5 separate regions of the Homo sapiens genome follow, and regions 1, 2, 4 and 5 are each linked to region 3. The links are chromatin contacts, found by Hi-C or POLR2A ChIA-PET in ENCODE. All regions are on one chromosome and are shown on one strand. The core of a region is the stretch at or near the end of the contact, and the rest is flanking DNA. Distances in the headings are between cores, read along the strand shown. Region 1 holds the start of PLXNA1 (plexin A1). Region 2 holds the start of CCDC14 (coiled-coil domain containing 14). Region 3 holds the start of OSBPL11 (oxysterol binding protein like 11). Region 4 holds the start of CHCHD6 (coiled-coil-helix-coiled-coil-helix domain containing 6). Region 5 overlaps MYLK (myosin light chain kinase).

Region 1 (2,700 bases), core at 112-2,611, 1.4 Mb before region 3:
ATCGAGGGGACCTGAGGCAAGCTCCTCAAGGGCCCGGGGAGCAGAAACTGCGCCCCATCCCTGCACCGACCCCCAAACCGGCTACGTGTGAAAGGAGATGGGGCAGCACGGAGCAGCCTGAGCCACAGGAGCCGCGCTGAGGGGACAGAGGCTCGACCACGTCCCCTCCCCGGCACACACACCCCTTTCTTTCAAGGGGCGTGGCCCCAGAACCCCACACAGGAGCCTGGGGCAGATCGCCGCCCGGGGCCGCCCCTCGGAGCCCCTCCCCTCCTTTCCAGGGCTGCACCTGGGACCTCACGCCGACCGAGGGGCCTCCCTGGAGTCCCCACTCCCCCTTCCCCTGGCAGCCCGGGATCGGCCCGCTGCCTCCAGCTTCGCCGCACATCAGGCCCGGGACTATCCAGGAAGCAATCGGAAGCCTCCGGGAGAAGCGGCTGACCCTGGAGAGGCCCCGAGAGGGGGAGGCCAAGGAGGCCCGAGCGGGGCGGCCTCCTGGGCGGCACCCAGAGCCCACCTCCCCGCACTCCGGGCCAGTGGGAGCGGTGGCAGCTGTGGTCGGGAAGCCGCTCCAACTTCCACCCCGCGCCCCAGGGCCGGCCGGGGGCTTAGCCTGCACGACCTCCTCCGGCCCCCGCGGCCCTGCTGGGAGGCTCCGATCCCTATCCGGGCCTGGCCACCCCGTCCTCGCCCGCGGCCAGAGGTCTGAGCCGAGGTCCAGCGGCCGGGACGGGCCTGGACACCGCAGGGGCCTCCCCGCGGGGCCGCCGCAAACTTTCTCCCCAGCCTCCGTGGAGGGGCAGCGCCCGCCCCCCGCCACCCCGGAGCTGCCGCGGGGCTCGGCGGGCCCGGCCGGGGGGCGGGGGAGGCCGCGGCGCTGGATCCCGGGCCGCGGTCCCAGCCCCGCCGCACGGGGGTGCGGTCTCTCCGCGTCGGCGCCGCGACCGCGCCCGGACACACGCGGACGCCTGGGCCGGAGCCGCAGGGACACGCGGGCCGCGGACACGCGCGCCGCAGTCCCCACGCGCGCCGCAGTCCCCGCGCACACCCCCTGCCTGCCGCCTCACGAGAGGGCCGCCGCCGGAGGCCGCCCCGCGCCCACCCACGGGCCGCCCGGCCCCGGACCCCAGCCCGGCCCGGCCCCCGCCCACCGTCCCGCGCCGCGGGGAAAGTTGCGCCCCGACTCACCCGCCGCCCCGGGGCGCGCCCCGCCGCCGGCCATCGCCGCGCCCAGCCGCCCGCGCCGCCGCCGCCGTCCGCCCCGCCGCGGGGCCGCCGAAGCCGCGTAGGCCGCCCAGGCCGAGGCCGCCGCCGCGCCCGGGCTCCGCTGCGTGGCCGCGCAGCCGATGCCCAGCATGAATGGGGCGCCGAGCGCCGCGCGGCTGCGGACCGGCCTCGCTCTCGCCGCCCGCGGAGCCCCGCGCCGCGCGCATGCGCCGCCCAGAGCCCGGGGGCGGGGCGGGGGCGGGGCCGGCGGCGGCCTCCAGAGGGCGCTCTGCCCCGCGCCGCGCGCCTGCAGGGGCCCACCGCGCGTCTTCAAAGGGCGATACGGCTGCCCGCCTCAACTCTCTGGGCGCCGGGGCCGCGCGGGCAGTTCCGGGAGCCCCCCGCTCTCGAGCGGGCTAGCCCGCGACCCCAGGAACAGGGCCTGGCTCAGTGTGCCCAGGCTAGGAGCATGGCCTCCTTTCACGGGGGGGGAAACTGAGGCTGAAGGAGGCAATCGCAGTTCCCAGACCTTGCGGGGCCGGGTGTTCCCAGCTCTCGGCCTCGCGCGTTCCGCTCTGTCAGATGGGCGGGCACCTGCGCGGGGAGCCCGGGCGCCCCCTGCAGGCCCCAGGCTGGTGGCGCATTCCCGGCTGGGGACGCAGCCCAGGGAGGAAAGTCCCGCGGCAGAGGCGTGGCGAGACGCGAACTCCGGCTGTAGCGTGGGGCAGCGGATCTACACGGTGTGAGGTGTGGGGCTGCAGAATCCAGGGTGACGGGCCAGAGCTGTCCAGGCAATACCCCCAGCCTGCATGGCAAGGCTGAGGGGCAGACACCCAGCACTCAGTTACTGTACTCACAACCGCCACTCCCAGGCAGGAGGCATCCGGGAGGGCCTCCCGGTGGACGCAACCAGGCCAAGGAAGGGGAAGCCGGCAACAGGAGCATCGATAACAGAGCAGATGGGCCAGGAAAACCCCGTCGTGGGAGGGCTGAGTCCCGGCTGGGGACTTGGCCCCCATCTGTAGCCTGAGGGGTGCGGTTTTTGCTGTGTGAATCACGTCACCCCTACAGAAGAGGAACTCTCTACAGTTCACATGGTTAACAGGGAAAGGGAATGGACTCATACCGGGCCCAGGTGTCCCTCCGCGTCTCACCCCGCTCCTCCCTCCCCAGGAGCAGCCACAACCCTCATTTTTGTGTTCATCTTTAAGTGCTTTTCTTTGGGTGTGACCTCTTATATTTGCACCCCAGAATGGGACGCTGTTTTGGGTGGCTTGTTCTGGGCATTACAGAAACGGGGTCACTCAGCCTGTGCTGTTTGCTCTGTCTGCTCTGTGTGGTGAGGGCACAGGGCAGCTGCTCGCAGGCATCGTCTTCGCAGCCTGTTTTGTTGGGCTCCTGCTCGCCCATTCTCCTGCCGATGGACATGGGATTGTCGCCTATCTGGAGCCATGATGAGCAAAGCTGTGATGAGCATCCTGTGTGTGCCTCTCG
Region 2 (2,705 bases), core at 40-2,539, 1.6 Mb after region 3:
TATCAACTTAACTAAAAAAAACCCCTTAATTTCAGGTGAATATGTCAGCAAGTTATGAAGTTATGTGAGGGCTGGGGAAGGAAAGGAGAGGTTTTCACAGTTTGATCTAATTCAAAACTAAATCTGTGAAATACTCATTTCCTAAAATCACTCAGGATAAGTGTGTGATATTTTGGTGGACATATTTTAGTTCCTGGGCTTTGACATTAATTGTAACAGACTTTTAAAGCGTAGCTCTTTTCTCCATTAAAAAGAAATGAGGCCGGGCATGGTGGCTCACCACTGTAATTCCAGCACTTTGGAGGCCAAGGCGGGCGGATCACCTGAGGTCAGGAGTGTGAGACCAGCCTGGCCAACAGGGTGAAACCCTGTCTCTACTAAAAATACAAAAATTAGCCGCGTGTGGTGGCACGCACCTGTAATCCCAGCTCTTCAGGAGGCTGAGGCAGGAGAATCGCTGGAACCCAGGAGGCAGAGGTTGCAGTGAGCTGAGATTGCGCCACTGCACTCCTGCCTGGGTGACAGTTGAAATGGAATAAACTGAGTTATCTCTCTTCAACTTGATTTAAATCATTAACCCAAAACTCAATGCCTTAAAAACCAATGACTAAAATCCTCATTAAAATGAGTGCACATGCCAATACTAAGAATGTTGTGTCATTTTTCATCAAAAGTAATTACCTCAACATAAGAGGAGACAAGTACGCATGGAAGTAAACCCAAAATCCCAACTAATGAACACCGTTCTGAGATCAGTGGCCACAGGGAATAATTCTGCAATTTCCATCACACGCAAAGGTAACAACCCCGAGGTCTTATTTTTATAGAATATCAAGAACAAAATCTTCCAAAAGGCACACGATGCCAAACTAAAAATAAAGAGCGAAAACCCAAAAAGTCGCGCTCAATTCCTTCTGAAACCTATTCGCCTCCTACCCCTGTCCCATCCTCTGGCGCTGGCGGGTCCTCGTCCCCGTTTTCCCCACCGCAAGTCCTGGAACCTCCGCTTAACTCTTTTCTCGGCGGCTCCGCCCCGGCCCCGCCCCAGCCATGCCTTGGCCCCGCCCCGTTCGCCGTTTATTGGCTTCTCCCAACCCCTGCCGGTGGGTGACAAGCCGGGAAGCTTGGAGGGGTCTATTGCGTACGCCCAAGGCGCTGGGCCTGGAGCAGGAGAAAGGGAGTGGAGGCGCGTCGGAGACTATGAAGCGCGGCATTCGGCGGGATCCTTTCCGGAAGCGGAAGCTCGGCGGGCGGGCCAAGAAGGTCCGGGAGCCCACGGCGGTTAATTCTTTTTACCGTGAGGCTTCACTTCCCTCGGTCTGGGCTTCTCTGAGGCGGCGAGAGATGGTCAGGTCTGGAGCTCGACCGGGCCAGGTGAGGGCTGAGGACCTGAGGAGTCCGCTGTGGGGATGGAGAGGGACAGGGGGGTTTTCGGGCCAGGAACTTGTAAAACTCTGCTCGAAAAAAGACAAAGACAATGCGGCGACATTAAAGTGCTGGGACAGAGGTGCAGGGAACACCTAATCTTCCCGTCGTAACACGGCCGCTCGGTCTCTAGATGTTTCTGTTTAAATCGTCGTAGCCCTAGTCTAGAGCGCCGGCTTTGGGGTCAGGCCCGGGTTCGAGTCCCAGCCTTCGCCGCTGCGTCGAGTGACTTAACCTCTCCTAGCTTCAGTCACCTGCAGATTGAGAGTCTACTACTTTTTACTGCTCAGAACTTCCTATTCCTTAGCTGCAAAATAGGCAGAAATAAGCATAAAATCCTGTCTCAAAGAATTGAGAAGGTTAAATAAGAGAACCCGGTAAAAACATCGATCACACAGTTGTTGTAGACATACAACAAAATTTAGTTCCCTTTAAAACACGTAGTTTGCCACCATCTTAATGATAACAGCAGCCAACATTTAGATAGGACTTATGTGGCAGATGCTACTGTAAGTGCTTTTATGTATTACATAGAATAACTCATTTAATAGTCACGATATCCTTATGAGGTAAGTACTATTATCCCTATTTTATATATGAGGAAATCGAGGGCTGGAGGATTCAAATAACTTGGCAGTTACACAGCTGTGGAAACAAGATTCAGACTCACAAAACTGATGCCAGAGTCCATTCTTCTTTTAAACATTTTACCTAGTAGATGTATGACTTTGAACAAACCACTTTTCTGAAATTTAGGTTCCCACCTCACAAATAATAACTCACAGGGTATGGATTAAGTGAAAATGAAAGACCTTAGCACACTGTAAGTCATTCTACAAAGGCAGTATTATCTTGTACTTGTTGGTAGGAGATATGACTACTAAGAAATGCTTATATGATTCTCAAATAGCAAAATTAAAAGTTTAATGATAATAACCTCGTAGAAGTAAGTGTAAAATAAAGCAAACTGATTCTCCTGTATTGTGATTAGGACACTCCTTTTGGAGAGCAGCTTTGCAGTTTGTATCAAGGGTTATTAAATTGCTAATAACCTTTCACCAAATAATTTTCTTTTTAATCCTAAATATAAAAAGGCTGTTTTCAGTAGATAGAAAGGCTTATTCCAGGTTTGTTTTTTTAATTGTGAAAAATATGAAGCAAACCAAGACCATTATTATATTACTTCCACTGAAGGAAATATTATACAACCATTAAAAATTTATGAATATGAAAAAGATTTAAAAGTAGAAAACACAGGATTTAAAATTGCAAATATCTAG
Region 3 (2,700 bases), core at 115-2,614:
CCAGGCCTGGTTTCCGGCCTGGCGCTGGGCTGCCTGTCTTTGGTTTTACTTCCTTGCTGTTTCTTTTTTTCTTAAAACAGGTACTGAGTATAAAACAATATGAGAGGGTCTCTCTCCTTCCTCAGGCTCACTGCAACGTCCGCCTCCCAGGCTCAAGTGATTCTTCTGTCTCAGCCTCTTAAGTAGCTGGGATTACGGGCACGCACCACCATGCCCGGTTAATTTTTGTATTTTTAGTTGAGAATGGGTTTCACCATGTTGGCCAGGCTGGTCTCGAACTCCTGACCTCAAGTGATCCGCCCACCTCGGCCTCCCAAAGTGCTGGGATTACAGGCGTGAGCCACTGTGCCCAGCCTCAAGTCATGTTATTATAAACTAAAATTAGCAATTAGGAGAGACTTTAGAAATCTACCCATGCACTCTTGTTTTACAAATCCAAAACCAAGGCCTAAACAAGGTGAAAGATTTGTCTGGGGTCTGGAAGAGTACCTAGCTCTGTTCTGAGATCTCTAATTTCCATGACAGCTTCTTTTTAATTTATAATAATGATTGGCTTTACTCCAATGTCATGCTTGCCCCCCCCCCACCCCAAGTAACTAAAACGTACAGATGTTTGCTTCGTTCTTGTACTTTCTTATTTTTGTAAGCTTTCTTCCTAAAATGCCTGGAACGGCCCCTCAAATGGAAGGCTAGGACGTGGTTAGGAAGGCGGGCACTCGGCCGGGCGCGGTGGCTCACGCCTGTAATCCCAGCACTTTGGGAGGCCGAGGCGGGCGGATCACGAGGTCAGGAGATCGAGACCATCCCGGCTAAAACGGTGAAACCCCGTCTCTACTAAAAATACAAAAAACTAGCCGGGCGTAGTGGCGGGTGCCTGTAGTCCCAGCTACTTGGGAGGCTGAGGCAGGAGAATGGCGTGAATCCGGGAGGCGGAGCTTGCAGTGAGCCGAGATCGCGCCACTGCACTCCAGCCTGGGCGACAGAGCGAGACTCCGTCTCAAAAAAAAAAAAAAAAAAAAGGAAGGCGGGCACTCACACACCAGAAGGGAACTCTCTAGTGCTGCTGGCTCCTTTGTTTCTTCCTCCTTCACTGTCCGGGTTCCTCGTTCCGTTGCGGCGCCCTCCCTCGCCCTCCCTCGCCCATCAGCCAGTCGCCCAGCTACCAGCTCCCAGAGCCTCCGCCTCCTTCAGGGACCCGCCGCCCTGACCCAAGATGGCGCCAGACGCTTCGGCTGTGAGGGAAGTGAGCTCACGCTACTCCGGAAGGGAAGGCGGGAAGGGAGCAGGGGGCGGGGGGTGGCTGACCCGCTGTGGGGCTGTGGGGCTGTGGGGCTGTGGGTGGGGCGGCGGCCGCGGCCCTGGCATTCGCGCTTGGGTCTGGAGATAGCGCGAGAGACTCACCGGCTCCTGGGAACCCAGTCGAGGGCCCGGGCCAGGGGCATAAGAGGAAGTTGTCCCGAGTGGCTCGCCTCTGGCCCTGGGAGAGGCGGCCCCGGGAGCCGGCGTCCCGCCCCCGGCGGCCTCATTCCCCGACCCTCCTCCCCGGCTGCGCGCGCCGGCCCTGGCTGTATCTCGGGGGCTGCGGCGGGAACTGCCGAGCGGGCTTGACTGGACGCACTGCCTGAGGACCTGCGGAGGAGACGAGGGAGCGCGGCGGGTCAGCCCCGAGGTTAGGCCGCGGGTCCCCTGTCCGTGGCGCTCCGTCCTTTTCCCAGCCGTCTTGGCTACAGAATCTGCGACCTCCCCACACTCCTTCTCTTTTGAGTATGTCACTTAAGTCTTCTCGCCGGATGCTTTTTCCTCCTTGCTTTTGCCGGAAAGGAGAGAGATACATGTGAAGGATATCTGTCCTCGTTGCTTCCCCTGCCCTCTCAAAAGTTTAACTTCTGTGGGAATGTGTATCTTCCTTTTCTGGACCATTTGACAGTCCCGCCCCAGCCGCCGTGTGATTTAGCAACCGGTATCATATTCAGATCAAATCTTAAAAAAAAAAAGTCACCTACAGAACTACAGAATTGTTCTCTCCCGCTCAAGAAGGGCAAGTGGACTTTGGCGTTAAGATGCAGGGGGGTGAACCAGTGTCCACAATGAAAGTCTCGGAGAGCGAAGGAAAGCTGGAGGGCCAGGCCACAGCGGTGACCCCGAACAAGAACAGCAGCTGTGGAGGTGGAATCAGTAGCAGCAGCAGCAGCCGCGGTGGCAGTGCAAAAGGCTGGCAGTACAGGTATGCTCCTTTCTCCAAAATTATTTCCCGAGGTGGAGGTAGGGGTGAATATGCCCTGGAGGCTGCATCCCGCAATTGTTGAAAGATAAAAGTTTTTTCACTGGCTTCCAGAAGCTACTGATACATCTCGTTTGGATCTGGGACCTCGCCTAAAAGATTTAATCCATTCATTTGTTCATTCAACAGGTATTTATGGAAGGCCTTTTGAGGAACACAGAAATGTATCCCTGAACTTCCTCTACAGTCAGAGAGTTAATGCTTCCTCAGATTTAATTCTGTACTCACTTCTGCTTTTGCCTATGTTGCAATTTATTTACAAGCCAGCTTTCTCTGATAGACTGCGAGGGCAGGAACTGTTTAACTCAGCTTTCTCGAGAGGGTAGCAAATACTGGTGCTCAAAACTTACTTGTCCAGAGCTTCTCCAGAATCAGAAAAGATTCTTGCCCTGAAGGTATTTGTGACTTGGAAAGGGGAA
Region 4 (2,923 bases), core at 218-2,717, 1.1 Mb before region 3:
CTAATTCATCTACACCCAGCTCTGTGCGTTTCATTTAATCCTAGTCCCTTTTACTGGGTTCATTCATCTCTCCACAGTTACTTACAAAGCACCTGCAGGTGTAGACACAGGTGGAGGAAGAGGCCGAGCACAGCAACATGCCCTGGAATTGGCTTGTTTCAATCCCAGCTCTCCCACTTACTATTTACATGATCTTGGATCAGTTCGTTCACCTCTCAGTGCCTCACTTCTCCTTAATCTACAATAATGGGCTAAATAGGGCTGTTGAAAATTAAATCAGTTAACTTATAAAGGGTTTAGTCCAACGCATGGCCCCTACACTGCAATAAGAGCTGCTTTTATTCTTCTGGGTTCTGGGGACAGTCTTCAATCAGACAGGAACCTTAGCCTCAAAAAGCTTACACTCTAGCAGTAAACGCAATAAACAAGTAAACAATTATCAACAGAAGCGATCACTGTGATGAGTGCTATGAAAATAATAAATGTTGGACGCGGGGTGGGAGGTTACTTCAGATTGGGTGGTCAGGGAAGGATTCTCTGGTGATATCTGAATTACAACAAGAATTACAAGAAACAGCGGGATTTAAGGAGAGCTGAAGGAGAGAGAACAGCCGGCGCACAGACCCTGAGCTGAGCCAGCGGCACCCTCCAGGAAAACACGGCGGTCCTGAGGCTGGGGACGAGGTGCGGGTGCCACGCGAGGGAAATGGCACGAGATGCAGTCCCAGAGGGATGCAGTCCCCAGAGGTCGACGGGCAGCGGCCAGCTTTGGAACCAGGGAAGGCATCATCCAAGCGCGCTAGGAACCCACTGGAGGGTTTCAGGCAAGGAAGGGGATCAGATCTGAGCTATGGTTCTTCCTGCGCCCCGCAGATGTGCTGTGGAGAACAGGCCGGCGGGGAAGAGCTGAGTCCCCAGGCAAAGCCCAGGTGGGAGACACCGCGTACCCAGAACGAGATGCGCGCACCTGAGGGGCCACGGGCTGGGAGGCCGGGCGCAAATTCAAGAAACGTAAAAACTAAGCCGACCGGAGCCAGGACGTGGCCAGGGCGTCCCTCGTGTCCCAGGGGCCTCGCACCTGTACAGTTCTTCACTCCTCCTTCCCTGAAGCCCATGTCGCGAAGCTCCAAGGCTGCCAGCCTCGGGCTCGCGTCTCGGCTCAGCCTCTTCCTGGCCTGAGCCCCCGGAGTCTCCCAAGCCCCACGCCCCTCACGCGTGGAAAGAGCCCCGGCCCTGCGCTCCGCCCCGCACCTCCCCCCCGCGCCCGCGGCCTCCACGCCCGCCCCGGCCCAGGCGGCGCCGCTCACCCGGACACCCTGCAGCACCCGGACCCGCTCCTCCTCGTCCACTCCGAAGGACACCCTGCGGCCCTCGCTGCTCTCCGTGCTCCCCATGGCGAGATGCCGCAGGGCCGGCAGCCACCAGACCCGAGACCCGGCTCCAGAGCAACCGGGCCAACAACGCTTTCCAGGACTCGCGCGGCCGCGGCACACGCCAACAAAGCCACGTCCTATTGGCCGACGCCAGAGGCTTCACCAATCGGGTGGCGCTGAGTCGCGGTGCCTTGTGGGGATTGCAGTCCTTCCGTCTGGAGGGGTGGGGGCGTGGCGGTCTGTGCCTGCTAGAGTGCGTTAGGCTGAGGCCGAAGATGTGTACCGGCGGAGGCCCTGGAGTGGAGGGCTGGGTGCAGGACAGGGTCACGTTCTCGCTTTGGGAGCTCCCCCTTGAGGGAGAGCCAAGGGTGATGTTCTGAGGCCAGGAGACGCCGAGACGGCCAAGGCGCTCATCTGGAGGCGAATTTCTGAGGGTTCACTGCTCCATTCATTCAGCAAACACGTGTAGAGCAGCACGGGCTGAGCGCCAGACGAGCAGGGACCTGGCCCTGGCATTACAGCGCCCCTCAAGACAGCGAGTGTCCTGCCCTTGAGAGGTTTACAGTGCAAGGGGAAAACAAGTGAAAAGCCAAACACGCACGCAAGGAAACTGACTGTAATACACGGAAAACTGCATGGCGATGCCACTAGTAAAATGAACAGAAGGAGGCCTCTTTTAATTTCAGTGGCCAGAGCAACCTCTGAGGAAGAAGCTTTGAACTGAGCCGGCGGGAGAGTAGGATTTATGTAGAAAAAGGTAGGGGAAGAGGTTTCCTGGGAGTCTCAGGCAGGAAAAGAGAAAGAGGGGTCATCCCATGGCTGGAAAGTGAGAAGAGGGCAGAGGAGTGGTGAGGACCCAAATCATGTCGGGTCTTGTGAGGCAGGGTCTGAGTGTGGGTTTTATTCTAAACGCCCCGGGAGGACAGGGAATGGTCCTAAGCCGTTAGGAGGCATTGCCCAAGGAGTGTACATACCATGTGTGGAGTGCAGTGTGCCAGGCATTGTGTGTAGGCTTCTTACACAGGACCCTATGTGTAAGGGAGCACACAGACGGTTGCCAGTCATAGACACTGCTACCTTCAAATAAGCCCCTTTTTGTTCCTCTGAGTTGCTGAATGGCTTTGATTTGCAAAAGTGCGCCTGAAGCCGAGCTGAGGAAAACTAGATGGCTACATGAAATAGCCAGAAAATATTTGGAGCTCCTATTGGCAACCTGGAAAGAAAGGGGTGAGGAGGAGAGAATGATTGAGAGAGAGCAGTAAGGCTCTGAGATTGAGAATAGCTCAGGGTGAAGAAGCTAGTAAACATCCCAGAGCTGGTGTGACGATGGAATCTTTAGGAACAAAGGTGTCTGCTAGTTTCATTCAAAATACTTCATTGGCGCACCCCACTCCATCACCTCTGTCGTCCATTTCTTCCCTATAAGCAGAGCCTGCGTAGGGGATTCTGGTGCAAGGAGTTTCCTGGGGGAGCACCTCAGGAGAAAGGAAGTTAGGGAGACAGGCTAAGAGGGGTGGGGACCGGGGGCCGCGGGGAAAACTGAGTAAAGA
Region 5 (2,700 bases), core at 73-2,572, 1.9 Mb after region 3:
GGAATCTTAAACCGGGTGTGGCTGATGAAAATAGCCATGATTTTTCTCCTCCACACCTATGTTCTTACACAGTCATATAAATGTGATCAGAGTCAAAGTTAAGGAAGTTTACTCTTTTGCAGTAAACTCCCTGCAAATTCCCCACAGCAACTGTCTGCTGATATCAGAGGATGACTCTACCCTCCCTGGGATAGGGTTTTATAAACATCCCCAGCTTGCGGCAAAAGAAGAACAACTTTCAGGGTGATCATCATCTCAAAAAAGACCTCTTCCTCCCACCCCACCCCTCAAAATAAAACTCCCACTACTTTAGAGTTATTTCATGGTGACATTGTGAATTGTCCCTCCCAGCTGCAGGAGCTGGATGAAAGGAGCTAACCCCAGCTGCCTTGCTGGCTTTGCTATTTAATGGCCTCCTGCCTAGCACGGCAACAGCTCACCCAGGATCAGCAGCGCCCAGTAGGATAGCGCCTACTATGGCCTCATCATCTCACCTAGGACCGACTGGCAGTGCCCAGCATAGCAGCGCCTTGCCCAGGACTGGCAGTGTCTAGCATAGCAGCGCCTTGCCCAGGACTGGCAGTGTCCAGCATAGCAGCGCCTTGCCCAGGACTGGCAGTGTCCAGCATAGCAGCACCTTGCCCAGGACTGGCAGTGTTCAGTGTGGCAGCACTGCAGATTCTGCAGGAGCTGCTGGCTCCGCTGTAGCTCATCTGCAGTGACCTGTCCTGCTCTCTTTCAGCTTGCTGCTACTTGCCAGGCCTTAAGTGGAAGAATGGAGTGTTGATTGTGTCAGTCAAGAGTAGGTGTGGTAAGAGATAGGCATGGGCCTTTCCCTCCCTCCCTTTAACTGAGAAAATGTTCTGGAGAGGTCCTGAATCACCCCCAAATAATCCCCAAAATGGAAGGTAGAGCGTACTACCCTAACAACTCAGCAGGGTGGTTGAGAGTTTTAGAATCTGGCAGACCTGGGTGAATTTCTGCACTGTTACTGACTTTGTGACCTTGTATGGATGACTTAACTTCTCTGAATCTTATTTCTCTCATCTGTTTAAAAAATAGGATAATGTAGTATCAGCTTCATAAAATTATTGCAAGAAATTCACATGATAATGTATGTAAACACCTACCATAGTATCCATAGTGACACAGCCCATGCTCAGTCAAGATTAATGATCACCATCACTATCCCACCCACCCCTGCTGTTGAATCTTTTTACTTTCATTGCTCCAAGTTGGTGGCTCAGACCTGACTCATCAACTCTTTTTCTTGCAGGAAGTTTTGCGAAGCAGCTTGGTCAGCCTGTTGTTTCCAAAACCTTAGGGTAAGTCCTGGATGTTCAAGACAGAGTAAGGGTTGGATTGCTTTCCTGCTGACTTGAGCAGGATAGGTCTGGGGAGTAAGTCTTGGCTCTCCTAGGTTATAATAACCAAAGGGCGGGAGCCTAGTACAATGAGATGTGTCATTTACACAGCACCTCCTGACCTGGCTGCCTCTGTGATTGGCTCCTTTGACTGGCCCAGCTGCTAAATGTAAGGAAGTGGGAGAGGTGGCCAGAGTCTGCAGTGGACTCTAACAATCAAGGCAATAGTCAGAAGATTGAAATAAGCAAGCCTAGAAGAGGCGGGTAACAGTAGCTGCTGTAACAGACAAGCCTCAAATCACAGTGGCTCAACCCAGGGAAAGTTTGTTTCTTACTCAGGGAAAGTTCAGTTCAGATATCCTGGAACATGGGGAGAGCCTTCCACATTATCTTCCAGGAGCCCAGGCTTCTTCCATTTTATAGTTTCATCTCCTAGGCCCTTGAGCCCCCACTGGGCCTTCTGCATCTCACCAGCAGAGTGGACGAGAGACTGCAGAGCCTCACAGGAGGTTCTTATGAGTCGGCCCTGGAAGTGGCATACAGCTCTTCTGCTCATGGTCTCCTGGCTAAAACCCAGGCTTTCAGCCAGGGCTCAGTGGAATTCAGGCATGCCTAACTGCAAGGAAGGCTAGTAAATGAAGTCTAGCTGCATGCCCAAGAGGTAGAGGAAATAGGTTTTGGTGCCACACATTTTTCTAGAGAGAGCATGAGAAAGTTTCTGAGGCATAAAATTGGGAAGGCTACACTTTGATGGCTTCTGACCTTAACTTAGTGCCTTTGAGTGAGGTGGAGAGAGGATGGTTGAATTGCTGCCTTGTCTGGGACTGGATTCTCTGCCAATTTCCTTACAGGGATAGATTTTCAGCTCCAGCAGTGGAGACCCGTCCTAGCATCTGGGGGGAGTGCCCACCAAAGTTTGCTACCAAGCTGGGCCGAGTTGTGGTCAAAGAAGGACAGATGGGACGATTCTCCTGCAAGATCACTGGCCGGCCCCAACCGCAGGTCACCTGGCTCAAGGTGAGGTTTCTGTCTGCCCTGACCCTGATCCAGCCTGTATTAGTCTGTTCTCATGCTGCTAATAGACATACCCGAGACTGGGTAATTTATGAAGGAAAGAGGTTTAATGGACTCACCGTTCCACATGGCTGGGGAGGCCTCACAATCATGACAGAAGGTGAATGAGGAGCCAAGTCATGCCTTATATGGCGGCAGGCAAGAGAGCATGTGCAGGGGAACTCCTCTTTATAAAACCATCAGATCACATGAGACTTATTCACTGTCATGAGAATAGCATGAGAAAACCCACCCTATGATTCAGTTACCTCCCACTGGGTCC

The links. Hi-C counts contacts between places; a loop is a spot of excess contacts on that map. ChIA-PET counts read pairs that join two places held with the same protein, here RNA polymerase II (POLR2A). Pooled maps may share reads with other maps.
Region 1: a loop to region 3 is called in a map of CD8-positive, alpha-beta T cell, with 12 times the contacts of the local background. The contact joins the promoter of PLXNA1 here to the promoter of OSBPL11 in region 3. A Hi-C loop is called at or near these places in 2 of 168 maps with a recorded cell type or tissue (CD8-positive, alpha-beta T cell and naive thymus-derived CD4-positive, alpha-beta T cell), 2 of 37 single-sample maps with no recorded cell type and 7 of 50 pooled maps.
Region 2: a map of CD8-positive, alpha-beta T cell shows a loop between it and region 3 (15-fold over the local background). The contact joins the promoter of CCDC14 here to the promoter of OSBPL11 in region 3. A Hi-C loop is called at or near these places in 2 of 168 maps with a recorded cell type or tissue (CD8-positive, alpha-beta T cell and naive thymus-derived CD4-positive, alpha-beta T cell), 3 of 37 single-sample maps with no recorded cell type and 8 of 50 pooled maps. POLR2A ChIA-PET finds 5 or more read pairs at or near these places in 1 of 52 experiments (CD4-positive, alpha-beta T cell).
Region 4: a loop to region 3 is called in a map of CD8-positive, alpha-beta T cell, with 19 times the contacts of the local background. The contact joins the promoter of CHCHD6 here to the promoter of OSBPL11 in region 3. A Hi-C loop is called at or near these places in 3 of 168 maps with a recorded cell type or tissue (CD4-positive, alpha-beta T cell, CD4-positive, alpha-beta memory T cell and CD8-positive, alpha-beta T cell) and 7 of 50 pooled maps. POLR2A ChIA-PET finds 5 or more read pairs at or near these places in 1 of 52 experiments (naive thymus-derived CD4-positive, alpha-beta T cell).
Region 5: POLR2A ChIA-PET joins it to region 3 with 10 read pairs in WTC11. The contact joins the enhancer-like site here to the promoter of OSBPL11 in region 3. POLR2A ChIA-PET finds 5 or more read pairs at or near these places in 2 of 52 experiments (WTC11 and activated CD8-positive, alpha-beta memory T cell).

What each region holds. Positions count from the first base shown.
Region 1 is chr3:126,981,776-126,984,475 of GRCh38, reverse strand. It overlaps PLXNA1 (plexin A1), which reads right to left and starts at 1,361. Exons shown (of 32, transcript NM_032242.4): 1 at 1,189-1,361. RefSeq lists silencers at 271-350, 1,366-1,595, 1,696-1,915 and enhancers at 1,966-2,295, 2,556-2,605.
Region 2 is chr3:123,959,813-123,962,517 of GRCh38, reverse strand. It overlaps CCDC14 (coiled-coil domain containing 14), which reads left to right and starts at 1,289. Exons shown (of 13, transcript NM_001366335.1): 1 at 1,289-1,374. The coding sequence starts at 1,345. RefSeq lists a silencer at 971-1,281.
Region 3 is chr3:125,594,161-125,596,860 of GRCh38, reverse strand. OSBPL11 (oxysterol binding protein like 11) reads left to right here and starts at 1,364. Exons shown (of 13, transcript NM_022776.5): 1 at 1,364-2,224. The coding sequence starts at 2,061. RefSeq lists a silencer at 1,247-1,656 and an enhancer at 1,757-1,816.
Region 4 is chr3:126,702,784-126,705,706 of GRCh38, reverse strand. It overlaps CHCHD6 (coiled-coil-helix-coiled-coil-helix domain containing 6), which reads right to left and starts at 1,467. Exons shown (of 8, transcript NM_032343.3): 1 at 1,308-1,467. The coding sequence starts at 1,394. RefSeq lists enhancers at 216-767, 1,828-1,887 and a silencer at 1,078-1,277.
Region 5 is chr3:123,738,578-123,741,277 of GRCh38, reverse strand. MYLK (myosin light chain kinase) reads left to right here. Exons shown (of 34, transcript NM_053025.4): 6 at 1,277-1,325; 7 at 2,216-2,381. Among named protein-coding and RNA genes, the nearest start is that of MYLK-AS2, 50 kb to the right of the region's middle. Within about 2 kb of position 1,322, at least 3 of the 41 ENCODE cell types and tissues checked have a DNase peak (open chromatin) inside an H3K27ac peak, as active enhancers do.